Linked DNA regions of Homo sapiens: region 2 is linked to region 1. Evidence: chromatin contacts called from ENCODE Hi-C or POLR2A ChIA-PET data. All regions are on one chromosome and are shown on one strand. The core of a region is the stretch at or near the end of the contact, and the rest is flanking DNA. Distances in the headings are between cores, read along the strand shown. Region 1 holds the start of NHSL3 (NHS like 3). Region 2 holds the start of FNDC5 (fibronectin type III domain containing 5).

Region 1 (6,632 bases), core at 2,120-4,619:
CAGGCATAGCAACCCCTTGCATTTCTATGGTTACTTCTCTTTAATATAATTTTCTTTTTTTTTTCTTTTTTTTTTTTCTGAGTCTCGCTCTGTTGCCCAGGCTGGAGTGCAGCGGTGCAATCTTGGCTAACTGCAACCTCCGCCTCCCGAGTTCAAGCAATTCTCTTGCCTCAGCCTTCCGGGTAGCTGGGACTACAGGTGCACGCCACCTTGTCTGGCAAATTTTTTGTATTTTAGTAGAGACGGGGTTTCACCGTGTTGCCCAGGCTGGTCTCGAACTCCTGAGCTCAGGCAATCTGCCCGCCTCGGTCTCCCAAAATACTAGGATTACAGGCATGAGCCACCACGCCCAGCCTTTAATATAATTTTCATATGCTCTCTTGTGAGAATCTTGGTGAGACAGAAAGGTCACAGCCCATCAAGGCAATGTCCAGCCAGAGGATTCCCCCTTTCTTCCCCACAAGACAGTGGTGGAATCAGGGAGCCCACTGAGAAGTTGCTCATCCTACATCATGGGGCTTGCTAGTAGCTGGGCCAGGATTTAAACTCTCATTGGCCTGATTCTGATACTCTCCCCACTCTATCAAGTTCCCTCACTTCTCTCTCTGGGCCATTTCCCATCTGTAAAGTGAGTTGAACAAGAAGATCTTCAAGCCTTACCTGCTGCTCTATGTCCTTGGGAGAGTCATGAAAACAGTCCCGATTTTTGAGGCAGGTGATTTGAGTTTAAATCCGTTTGGTCAAATCAGTCACTCACTGTCCCTGAGCCTCAATTTTTTCATCTGCAAGTAAGATCTTGACATATTCAGACTAATCAATAAATGTCAGACTTCCTCTCTTCTTCTAAGTTTGTGCAGGGTAGTGAGGTCAGCAAGGGAATCATGGAAGACTGGTGCTCAAAACTCCATGACAAGCTCAGTTTTTCCATCTTAAAGTAGGAGAGTCAGATTAGAGGAATCAAGACCTGCCTCTCATAGGTCTTTGAGCCAGAGATTGGAATGGAGGAGATAATGACTTCCCCAGCAAAGATCCCTGACCTCCCAGGAATCTCCTGTGTATCCCTCCTCCCCACCTCTCCCAATCTCCATTCTGAACATTCTCCCTGAAAGAGTTAAGCCTTCTGCAGGCTTCCCGTTCCTGGCCAGCGTTGCCAGTGGAGATTAGTGGGATCAGATTTATTTCTCTTAATAAACAGAAAAGAAGTTGGGCCAGGCAGGTGACAAGGAAACAGTTGCAATAATAGGAGGCTGGAGTAAAAGGGAACAGGACTTCCTCCAGTCATACCCAGGGCCACCTCCAGACCTGGAGAAACAACAGCCAGGGGCAAGGAGGTGTTACCCATGCACGTGGGCTCAAATCAGGCCGACATGCTGCCCAGAAAGCCCAGAGCCACCTGATACCAAACACAAGGCAAGAGGGAGGCCTGGCCACTGACCCAATGAACCCAAACCCAGGCTGTTGGAGCAGTGACCTACAGGCTCAGCTTTTCCAGCCCCCTGCCTTCCAGGCTGGTCTCCCAGAGGAAAAAGGTCCATTGCCCTGGAGTATACACTGCTAGTCCACTAGCCTTCTGCCTGCCAATCCTGACAGTCTGACCACAATACATCCTGCTGCAATGCCCTCTTGAATGAGACGGGGATGACTTCAGACTGAATCCCAGTGGGGCAGCCCTGGGACAGACTCCATGTCCTGTTAGGACTGCAGAGGCTTTGGAAACACCCCTCACCCAAATCCAGTCCTCCCTCAGGGTTTGGCCCAGTCACCCCAGCCCCAGCACCCTCACTTCTATGTGTGGCTGTGCCGCAGGGAAGCAGGGCCCTTATCCAAAAGGAAGATCAAGCCGGATACAATCACACATGAGGCTTTCCACCCTCTTCCTGACCCCTAAAGTGTTCCTTCTAACTCTCCCAGAAGAGGTGGTTAAAGGACACTGGGAGGGTAAACACAGGCAGAATGGGATGGGCCCGCACACCCAGCCATTTCCTCACCTCCAGCACTGCAGCAGCAGTCTAGGAAAGGTGGACTTCCCAGGACAGCAAGCCCCAAGGGAGCTCCACCCTCTTGCAAAGACTCAAGCCCTCCCCATCAAAAGGAAGACAGAAACTGGAAAATGAGGGAAGGCCCAAGAAAGGAACTGAAAATGACCCCAGCAGGGATGGGCCAGGTCGGCTTCCCCGCCTTTCAGGCTGCCCGTCCAGGCCAGAGGAGGAGCCCAGGGACTCAAATTCAGAAAGACTGAGAATTAGCTGTTGAATTTTAAGTACCCACCCCAGCCCAGGTACAGCCTCTCCACTGAGCTTGGGCCTCAGTTTCCCCCATCTGTAAGCACACTTCCGACACTGGCATGTTTCTCCAGGGCTGGAAGAAGGAGTGATAGGGAGGGGCGGGTTGGTTCACCTTGGTGAGCTCACTACCCCAGGAGGTGATGTTTGTGGCCTGGCCCAGGTGAGCGTTGAGGGAGGCCAGGTGGGAAAAGCCAGCACTGTTAAGAAGCTAAGGCAGGGCACACTGTGCTCCATGTGAGGTCCTTTGTGGGGCTGGAAATCCAGATCCAGCTGGAGCTGAAACTCTTTGTGAGTGCGGTTGACCTTCCAGACCCAGAGGGTCCCCACCAGAGACCCAAGGCCACCTGTCTCTCCCATTGGCCACAGGCCAGCGTTAAGTCTCTGACCCCCTGACTCAGCAGAGGGCAGAACCTCGGTGAGCCTGGGGGAGGGGGAATCGCCTCACCGCCCTGGAGTCGGGCTACCAGCACTTCCTGCTCTGCCAGGGGATCCCTGCCCCAGCCGGGGGTCCCCTCCCCTCACAGCGGGGCAGGACTGGGTCTGGAAACTGCGGAAGGCAGCGCAGGGTGGAAGTGTTCGGACTCAGCCCTGGCCTCTTCGCTTTCCAGCACCAGCTCCTGGGGGTCACCCCCCTCCAACACGCCGCGCGCGGACCCCCGGCAGAGCCCCCTCGGCCGCACCCTCGACGCCCCCCCGCGCTCAGCCCAGGTGCCGACCGCCTTACCTCGGCCTTTGCCCTTGGCCCTCTTGGCCTTGTCCTCCGCCTTCTTGGCCCGGGGGGCGGCCGGTTCGGCGCCCTCGGCCCCCGCCGCCTTCTTCTTGCGCCGCTTGCCCCGCAGCCAGCTGAAGGCGCGGCGGAGGCCGGACGCGCCGGAGCGGGACTTCTTCCTGCGCGGGGGGCCGCCCGGGTTCCCCGGCTCCTCGGCCGCAGGTGCGGCGGGGGGCGCGCGGGCCGCCATGGCAGGCGGGGGCGGAGCGGGCGGCGGGTCAGGCCCCCTGCGGCGCGGTGCCCATGCCGGGGGCGGCCGCCGGGGACGCGCGCCCGGAGAAAAGTTTGGGCGGCGGAGGCCGAGCGGGCGCGGAGAGCGGACGGCGGGAGCGGCGCGGGAGGGGCCGGCCGAGCGGCGGGCGGGGCGCAGGCCGGCGGGGAGGGAAGGAGCGGGGCGGGAGCGGCCGCAGGGCGGGAGCGCCGCTGCCTGCGGCCCCTCCCCGCCTCCCCCGGTCCCGGCGGAGGGCGAGGTCCAGTCCCGAGAGGAGGGGGTCCCGGGAGCCCGGGGTCGTGCCCCCCGCTGGGGCCCGAGAGGGCGGGTCGTGGGGCCGCCCGGGAGGGGGCGGCACTGAGGTTCCGTCCCGCAGGGGGCACCGCGGGAGATCTGTTCGGAAGAGGGTGGTATGGGGTGGGGACGGAAAGGGGAAGGGCGCAGGAAAGGAGGAGCGAGAGGCTGGGGTTGGACCCCAGGAGACTTGGTATCCCAAGTTTGGGCTGGGAATAGACAGGGGATTCTGGAATATTTTTTCCTGGAATAAGGGAATTTGGAGAATTCCTTCCAAGCCCCGACAGTGTTGGGGCGCTTGCGCCAGGAATAGAGGCTTCAGACACGTCCAAGACCTGTGACCCGCAGTGGGCATTTCCCTCCCATCTGCTGACTGGGGTCGCCTCCTCGCTCTTTACCACACCTTCCAGGCTCCAACCATCTTCGGTGTGCAGCGGGGGCCCAGGTCCACTGTGTTCCTGCCTCACCCTTTGGTGGCAAGATGAGGATAGCCCTTCCTCCGTTTACCCTTGGACTAGGATTTGAGGCCCCAGGGCACTCCTGCCTGGACCAGGAGTTCCCACTGAGATGCTCAACACTAATTAGGGTTGAACTCTGGGCAGGTGAGAGGTGTGACTGGGAGGCTGGTAGGAAAGGAAACATTAAGAATCCTGAAATTGCTGTACTCATTGCCTACAGGCCTCTGGGTCTATTACAGCTGACCAAGCCCTTTTATATCATCTGATCCCACGACAACGGAAATGGAGGCCAGAAGGGGACAGAGGTGGTCAGCGGGAGAGGAGCCAAGATGGTCATCTGGGTTTTGTCTCAGGCTGGTCCAAGGCTTCAAACCCTAAGGACTAGAAATTGCGCTGGGGACCAGCTGTGGGTTCAGCACCCTTGAACCTCCTCCGTCAGTCCCCAGAAGGGCCTTGTGATGTCCATACCAGTGGGGTGGCCAGAATCACCCAATCTGACTCTGGTCACACGGCTTTCTCTTGGTCCTGGTCTCCACGAGGGCAGGGGCCCATTTGTCTGGGCCACCCAGCCCAGTCAGCCCCGGCGCACTGTAGATAGCACTCACCATAACATTGCAGGATTACTAGAGTGCAGTGGGATCTCCCTAACCTGCCTTAGCCCCCTGCATGTCCCCAGGGGCTCAGCTGTGGTGAACCTGGGACATCATTGACACTCTCCCACCTGGGGGCCCTGGGGCAGACCACCCAGTGTCCATGCTGGGCCTCAGTTTCTTGTCTAACCACCATTCATTCAGATCCAGCCCACAATCCCAGAGCACCCATTCTGGATCAGGAACCAGCCCTGTACTCTGGGTGCTCTTGGCCCAGCCTAGCACTCCTAAGAACCCAGCCTCTTCCTCTGTTAGTTGGTGAGGAAAGGGAATGTAGAGAATGCAGTTTTCAAGAGAAAAGTGTTACAGGTGCCAGGCATGGTGGCTCAGGCCTGTATTCCCAGCACTTTGGGAGGCCCAGGCAAATGGATCACCTGAGGTCAGGAGTTTAAGACCAGCCAGACCAACATGGTGAAACCCGGTCTCTACTAAATACAAAAACTTAGCTGGGTGTGGTGGTGCATGCCTGTAGTCCCAGCTACTTGGGAGACTAAGGCAGGCGAATTGCTTGAACCCGGTAGGCGGAGGTTGCAGTGAGCCAAAATTGCACCATTGCACTCCAGCCTGGGTGACAGAGCGAGACTCTGTCTCAAAAAAAAAAAAAAAAAAAAAAAAAAAAAACTTATTAAGAATTTCAAGGCCTGCCACAGTGGCTCATGTCTGTAATCCCAACACTTTGGAAGGCCAAGGTGGGAGGATTGCTTGAGCCTAGGAGTTCGAGACCAGCCTTGGGCAACATGGTAAGAGCTCATCTCTCCAAAAAAAAAATTGTTTTTCATTAGCCAGGTGTGGTGACAAGTGCCTGTGGTCCTAGCTACTCACTCGGGAGGCTGAGGTGGGAGGATCCCTTGAGCCCAGGAGGTCAAGGCTATAGTGAGCCATGTTCGCGCCACTGAACTGCAGCCTGCGAAACAGAGTGAAATCTTGTCTTTTTGTTGTTGTTGTTGTTTGTTTGTTTGTTTGTTTGAGACTGAGTCTTGCTCTGTCGCCCAGGCTGGAGTGCAGTGGCACAATCTCGGTTCACTGTAACCTCCACCTCCCGGGTTCAAGCGATTCTCCTGCCTCAGCCTCCTGAGTAGCTGGGACTACAGGCGCCCGCCACCACGCCTGGCTAATTTTTGTATTTTTAGTAGAGACGGGGTTTCGCCATATTGGTCAGGCTGGTCTCGAACTCCTGACCTCAGGTGACCCACGCGCCTCGGCCTCCCAAAGTGCTGGGATTACAGGCGTGAGCCACTGTGCCTGGCCTGACTTTGTCTTTTAAAAAAAGAATTTCAAGAGGCAATAGCAGGCCGGGCAAGGTGACTCACGCCTGTAGTCCTGGCACTTTGGGAAGCCGAGGCAGGTGGATCACAAGGTCAGGAGTTTGAGACCAGCCTGGCCAACATAGTGAAACCCCGTCTCTACTAAAAATACAAAAATTAGCCAGGCAAGGTGGCAAGCGCCTGTAATCCCAGATACTCGAGAGGCTGAGGCAGGAGAATCACTTGAACCCAGGAGGCGGAGTTTGCAGTGAGCCAAGATCACGCCATTGCACTCCAGCCCCGGTGACAGTGTGAGACTCCATCTCAAAAAAAAAAAAAAAAAAAATTAGCCAGGCTTGCTGGCAGGCGCCTATAATCCCAGCTACTCAGGAAGCTGCGGCAGGAGAATCACTTGAACCCGGGAGGTGGAGGTTGCAGTGAGCCGAGATCATGCCATTGCACTCCAGCCTGGGCGACGAGTAAAACTCCGTCTCAATAAAATAAATAAAAATACAAAAAAACTAGCAAGGCATGGTGGTGCTTGTCTGTGGTCCCAGCTGCTCGGGAGGCTGAGGCAGGAGAAACGCTTGAACCCAGAAGGCAGAGGTTATAGTGAGCCGAGATGGTGCCACTGCACTCCAGGCTGGAAAATAAGAACAAAACTCCGTCTCAAAAATAAAAATGCCGGGCACGGTGGCTCACGTCTGTAATTCCAGTACTT
Region 2 (6,632 bases), core at 2,158-4,657, 130 kb before region 1:
CTTCCTGATATGGAATGGAAGTTAATGACACATACCAGCCTAAGACTCAAAATAACATGGATAAAGTCCGGGCGCGGTGGCTCACGCCTGTAATCCCAGCACTTTAGGAGGCTGAGGTGGGTGGATCACCTGAGATCAGGAGTTCGAGACCAGCCTGGCCAACATGATGAAACCCCGTCTCTACTAAAAATAAAAAAATTAGCCAGGCATGGTGGTGGGCACCTGTAGTCCCAGCTACTCAGGAGGCTGAGGCAGGACAATCACTTGAACCTGGGGAGCAGAGATTGCAGCAAGCCAAGATCACGCCACTGCACTCCAGCCTGGGCAAAAGAATGAAACTCCGTCTCAAAATAAAATAAAACAATAACATGGATAAAGTAGGTGCTCAATTATTATATCCCCAAAGCAACTCCTGACCTCCTGATTCTTCCTGTGATTTGCAGGGCGGGTGAGGGGTGTCTAGTGACCATCCTTGACTGGGGCCATGACCATCCTAGGCTATAAAAAGGAAACTTCCTATTCTAAATGGGTACCCGGGGCTGGCTTGGGCACCTGCAGCCTGAGTTAGGTGCTGAGACTCTGGACACGCAGGAGGGTCCAAATGCTGGTGACCCCATTAGGTGTCAATGTGTAAGTGACCGGCCAGCCCTCAAGGGGGTCTCTGTGGAGTCCTCCAAATGAAGCCCAGTGAGTGCAGCTTGGGAGGACAGAGGCGCACCCTTAGTCCCTACCCAGGTCCTCATGGTTTCACTCATTCTTTCACTGCTGTGTTTCCAGAATATTACACAGGGCCTGGTCCATAATAGGTGCTCAATAAACATATGATGGAAGAATGATTTTTTTTCCATACAGTCAACAATCATTTAATGAGCCCCAACTGCATCGTAAGCCTTGCGCTAAGGGATGGGGTACATAAAGTGGCTGGGTTTTTTTGAGATGGAGTCTTTCTCTGTCACCCAGGCTGGAATGCAGTGGTGTGCTCAGCTCACTGAAACCTCTGCATCCCAGGTTCAAATGATTCTCATGCCTCAGCCTCCAGAGTAGCTGGGATTACAGGCACACACCACCATGCCCGGCTAATTTTGTATTTTTAGTAGAGACGGGGTTTCACCATGTTGGCCAGGCTGGTCTCGAACTCCTGACCTCAGGTGATCCACCCACCTCGGACTCCCACAGTGCTGGGATTACAGGCGTGAGCCAGCGCCCTGGCCTGCAGTGGCTGCTTCTGACAGCTCCCTCCCAAGTTCACCCAGGGCTCCACTAAATCCTCCCAGCCAGCTCTCACTGGCTGCCAGATTCCAGGCACCAGGGCTTTCCCCAGAATTAAGGCCCAAGCACCCCATGCATCATGAGGACTGAGAAGGCTGTACCCCCACAGTCACAACTCTCCAAATCCTCCAAGCCCCCTCCTTCAGCCGCCTTCTCTCTCAAGCCCTCAGGCACTGCCATCTCCTCCCTCCCAATGCCCTACATCTATCTAGGTTTTACCCAAAGAGGCCAGCAGATGGCGCCAAGGTTCCCCTTTCCCCAGCGCTGGACTGGAGGCCAAGACCCCACCAGGACCCTCCCTCCTTTTCTCCCCTGCAGGGACGGGAGTAGATTCTGTGTCCTCTAACTGAACCCTCTCCTTCCTGCTGGTTCCTGTGCTGGAGGCCTGAAGAGGCTCCAGTTGCTCCTGCGGGCCTCCTGGTTGTCTTCCTGTCTGATGGATGGGGGGTGGGGGGTCCCTAGGGGCTAAGCTGCAGCTGGTGGGGCGGGGCCGGGTGGGGTGGGGCAGGCAGCAGCTGCGGGGAGAAAGAGAGAGAAGATAATAAGGGGAGAGAAAGAGAAAGAGAGCAAAGAGAAAAGAGAGAGAGAGGTGCTCTGGCTCCGGGGCTCTTCTCCCAAACGGGTCGAGGTCCCAGCTGAGGCTCTCCCAGGACAAGGTATGTGGCGGGGGAAATGATAGGGCTGGGCAGTGTCACCCTGCCGAGTGGGGCAGGTCTGGGGGCACTGAGGGGATGGGCAGGAAAATTCTGCTGCTCAACAAGAGCCCCTAAGCTCGCTTCCATCTCACCCCTTCCAAGGTGACCAAGGAGGAACACAGGGCCAGCGAAGGAGTCCTGGGTGGGCATAAGGAGAGGAGGGTTGTCTATCGCTCCTCTTGACCCACTGTGTGAATCTGCACCAAGCTCTTCCCATCGGTAGACCTCACTTCCTTAATGTAAAACCAGGGGGATGGAGAGGAAGACCCTGAAGACGTTTCTGTGGCAGAACTTTGCAAGACGTCTCCTTTCCAAAGAAAATTAGCCCTTCCAGGGCTTCTGGAAAACCTTTAAGACCCAAAGGAATGCCCCGCTAGTAGTGGAATTTCGGATAGTCGTGGGAGGGGGCTCAGGGGTTCTTGCTGAGACAAAAGGCCCTGAGCCCTGGTCCATGCCTCTCTCCTCCACCTTGTTTCTCTGGCTGAGATGAGGGAAGGGGGCTGGAGCCACTCCCCTTCTCAGAGATGCTCTTAGAGATTGCTGCAGACTGTTTTCTGGCTGGGGAGGAGCTGGCCCCGGCCAATTCTAGAGTCTCACGAATCTCCGGATGGGTGAAGTCACTCTGGGTGGGGAGACAGTTCAGTTAAGCACAGCTTTGGGAGTCAGATCAGCCTGTGTTCAAATCCTGGCTCTGCTGCGGGTCCCTGGACAAGTCAAGTAGCCTGTCCAAGCTGCAGGCTCCTCCTGTGCAAAGTGTGCAGAGTATGACTTTACAGGGTTGCCCTGAGAATTAAGCCACATAATGCAAAGAAAGCTCAGCATAGTATCTGGCCCCTGGTAGACGCTCATTACTGCCCTCACTATGGGGATGAAAATGAAGGAAAAGGACTGGCCTGGGGTCACAGAGCTGGACTCTCCAGTGAGACAGAGCAGCCTCTTCCCAACCCCACTGGAAACACGGAGCCCTAGTGTCCACTTAGCACTCTCTGCTCACCCCAGCCTTACTGTGATCTCTCCCCTCTGCTCCCGTCTGCCCCAGCCGCAAGGCCTCGGGTCTACCGTGGAATGAGGGGATCCCTAGGCCCAGGGAAGGGAGGCGCGCTTAGGGGTGGGGGCACAAACGGGCATCTCGGTGGCACTTGTCCTCTCTCTACCCTGGGAAAGGGCAGAAAGCGGCAGCCAAGTCAGGGCTGTGCACGGGAGAGAGAGTGACCGCGGCGGGGGCGCGGAGAACCCCGCTGGGCTCCCGCTCGGTGAGAGGGCGGGAGCCGTGGGTCCGCGAAGCCCCTTCCTCCCCGGCAGAGGACCTAATAGGCAGCGGGGGCGGGAGTGGGGGCGCCCTCCGGTCCTCACCCCGCCCCCGCACCTCTCCCCGCAGCGGGGGCGCCCCGCCCCCCGGGCGCCCGACGTGGACGCGGCCGCCGCCACCGCCGCCGCGCGGGAGTCGCTGTCCGCGGAGCCGACATGCAGGCGGCTCGGGGCGGCGCAGGGCGGCCGGAGCGGCCGGGCCGGCCGGGCCGGGGGCCGGAGCGCGAGCGCGAGCGGCCGCCGGGCGCCGGAGCCGCGTCCCCCTGCGCCGCCCCGGGCCTGCCGGCCGGAGGAGCCACCATACACCCCGGGTCGCCGAGCGCCTGGCCGCCCCGCGCCCGCGCCGCGCTCCGCCTGTGGCTGGGCTGCGTCTGCTTCGCGCTGGTGCAGGCGGGTAAGGGGGCCCGGGGCGGGGGGCCGGCGCCGGGGCAGGCTCCTCTCGAGCCCAGCTACCTGGGAGTCCCCTGGTCCTTTCTCTGCCCCCTAGGGACTCCTGTCTCGGCCCAAACACTGCTCCCCTAACCCAGCCCCCAGCGTCTTCCTACCTCCTTGACCCCCAGACCTGTCCTTCAGTTTCCAAATCTCCCCTGTCACCTCAGCCCTGGGTTTCCTAGGGTCTTGTGGTCCCCAGTCCCCTAATCCCATTCCCCTAACCCCAGGTCTTTGCCTCAGCTTCCCTAGCTCCCTTCTTTGACCCAGGGAGCAGCTGAGGACACCAGTTCCCCCACCTGGGCCTCTCTCTGTGTCCCCAGGACCTCTCAAAGCCCTGCAAGCCAACTCTGCAGGGGCAGATGGGGTCCCGCTGTGCAGGAGCACGTGTGAAGGGGATGGGGGCTGGCACCTGAGGGCGCAGGGCGTGGGGTGGGCCCCGGCACCCCTGATCTGGTACAGTGTCTGGCCTGCCCCATGGGGCCGGCCCGTCCTTGCCCAGCCTCTCCTGCCACTCTGTCTTTGTCCCTCCTGGCTGCCGCTGCCCGGCTCATCTCTCCCTCCGTGGCTCGGGGAGCGCTCTCTCGCAGCTGTCTTTCTCAGATGCCCCACTTCTCTGTCCTCTGGTTCTGTGTCTGCCACCACCTGTCTGTGTCCTGTCTCTCCACCTCCCCCTCCATGTCTGGCTCTGTCTCCCTCAGGTCCCAGGCCCAGCCCCCTGGGTCTCAAGTTCACTCTCTGTGGGGTGAGGGGTGCTGCTCAGGCGCAGCTCTGCCCCGTGCTGCACCTGCCCCTTGGAAGATACTGAGCCTTATGTGACTGCACTGCCCCTCTCCTGGACGGTTTTCCTCACTGACCCCCACTATCCCTATCACTCTCACCCCCACTTCCCTCCTGTCTCTTCTGGAGTGATTCCTCATTCATCCTCTTCCCCTACCTGTTCTCTCCTCTCCACTCGCCATGGAGGGGCCCTGCTCTGAGTGACCCCATCTTCCCCTGCCACCTCCCCACCTGCATCTTGGGGCTGGAAGAGCATGGATAAGAGGCTCACACAGACTCTTCCGCAGGCTTTATTCTGCCTGGGCCACCACAGCTCTGAGGATACTTCTGTTCTCCTCACTCCCAGTCCAGGGCTCACCCCAGCCTGACACTTCTCGATCTCTGGGTCTTTCTCCTTCGCGCAAGGTCACTCATTGGACAGGGCAGTATTGTCAAAAGAGCACTGGACTGGGGAGTCCTTTTGTCTGCTTTTCATCAGCTAACCTTCAGTTTCTGTCCACCTATGTCCCCTACATAACTCTCTCCACAACTCTAACCACCCATCCCTTAGATAGGGCCCCGGCCCAGGCCCATCACTTTGAGCCTTGGACCCCTCATGGGGCCGGCCTGTGGCCAGCAGGGGCTTCCGTCCCAGTCATGAGGAGCCTGGGGCCTCTTGGGCTTGGTTCTTCAACCCACTGAAGAGCTGAGAGCCATGTCACTGGACCCCACTTGAGGCCTTAGTTTCTTCCTTCCCCTCCTGCATGGCCTTCCCCAGGTTTCCCCTTCTTACTTATGAGACAGTGGGTCTGGGCCTCACAATAGGGGATGCTCAGGCTTAGGTGCCTCCCCGTCCCCCAGACAGTCCCTCAGCCCCAGTGAACGTCACCGTCAGGCACCTCAAGGCCAACTCTGCAGTGGTGAGCTGGGATGTTCTGGAGGATGAGGTTGTCATCGGATTTGCCATCTCCCAGCAGGTAATGCTCCACTGTCCTTAGGAGGGAAGGACACATCAAGACAGTAGTGGCAGATGGGGGTAGGAGTGTGGCAGTGGTGGTGATGGAGAAATAGAAAGGAAATAGGAACTTGGGGCAAGGGAGATGAACAGCAATTTGGACATATGTCTGAAAATTGGGGCCCCATTCAGACATATGTCTGAAAATTCTCTAGAAGAGAATCAGTCAGTGAGGGAGGGTTTGGGAACTTTCAAGTGGAACACAGAAATTAAGGTTTTGATCTCAGAGACATCTGCATTTAGGACCTAGCTCCAGTGCTTACTAGATGTGTGGCCTTGGGCAACTTCCCCAACCTCTCTGAACCTGTTTCCTTCCCTGTAAAATGGAGATATTGATAGCGGAGGTGATGGAATGATGAAGATTGTGTATGTAAAGGCTTTGTCACCACTGGGAGGTGGGCAGGAGCGGGGCTGGTCACCGAGTGTTGACAGCAGTGACCGGCGCTTGTCTGCAGAAGAAGGATGTGCGGATGCTGCGCTTCATCCAGGAGGTGAACACCACCACCCGCTCATGTGCCCTCTGGGACCTGGAGGAGGATACGGAGTACATAGTCCACGTGCAGGCCATCTCCATTCAGGGCCAGAGCCCAGCCAGCGAGCCTGTGCTCTTCAAGACCCCGCGTGAGGCTGAGAAGATGGCCTCCAAGAACAAAGGCAGGCCCGGGTCACTGTTAAGAGGAATGGGGTGGGGTGAGGGGTGGTCAGGACCAGACCAGTGGGTGGCTTGAGGAAAGCTCTGTCTCCTCCCCCTTATCCCCTGCTGGCAAGTAAAGCAGTACCTGAGAGAGGGTTCACGCTAGTCCCTGACAAGACGCTGAGCATATAAACTCCCTTTAGACTTGGTCCTATCACTGCCACCCCAAGTAGCCATCAGTGCATTCTAGAATGTATGTTAGATGTGTGGGCACCTGTAGAAATCAGCACTGTTGTCTTGGGCTTGGCCCTAGAGGAGTGGCTGAGGGAGGAAAGGAGTGCTGGATCTAGTGTCTCTCTCCCTGCAGATGAGGTAACCATGAAAGAGATGGGGAGGAACCAACAGCTGCGGACAGGCGAGGTGCTGATCATCGTCGTGGTCCTGTTCATGTGGGCAGGTGAGTCTGGCCTCCGAGACCTTCTTCTTCCCTCAGATTCTGGGAAATGGAGGACTCTGACCAGCC

What was found. Hi-C counts contacts between places; a loop is a spot of excess contacts on that map. ChIA-PET counts read pairs that join two places held with the same protein, here RNA polymerase II (POLR2A). Pooled maps may share reads with other maps.
Region 2: a loop to region 1 is called in a map with no recorded cell type, with 2.3 times the contacts of the local background. The contact joins the promoter of FNDC5 here to the promoter of NHSL3 in region 1. A Hi-C loop is called at or near these places in 1 of 37 single-sample maps with no recorded cell type and 3 of 50 pooled maps. POLR2A ChIA-PET finds 5 or more read pairs at or near these places in 3 of 52 experiments (A549, A673 and OCI-LY7).

What each region holds. Positions count from the first base shown.
Region 1 is chr1:32,738,567-32,745,198 of GRCh38, reverse strand. NHSL3 (NHS like 3) reads right to left here and starts at 3,369. Exons shown (of 7, transcript NM_020888.3): 1 at 3,010-3,369. The coding sequence starts at 3,244.
Region 2 is chr1:32,867,687-32,874,318 of GRCh38, reverse strand. It overlaps FNDC5 (fibronectin type III domain containing 5), which reads left to right and starts at 3,407. Exons shown (of 6, transcript NM_001441683.1): 1 at 3,407-3,666; 2 at 5,322-5,437; 3 at 5,931-6,129; 4 at 6,477-6,566. The coding sequence starts at 3,429. RefSeq lists enhancers at 783-1,639, 6,068-6,569.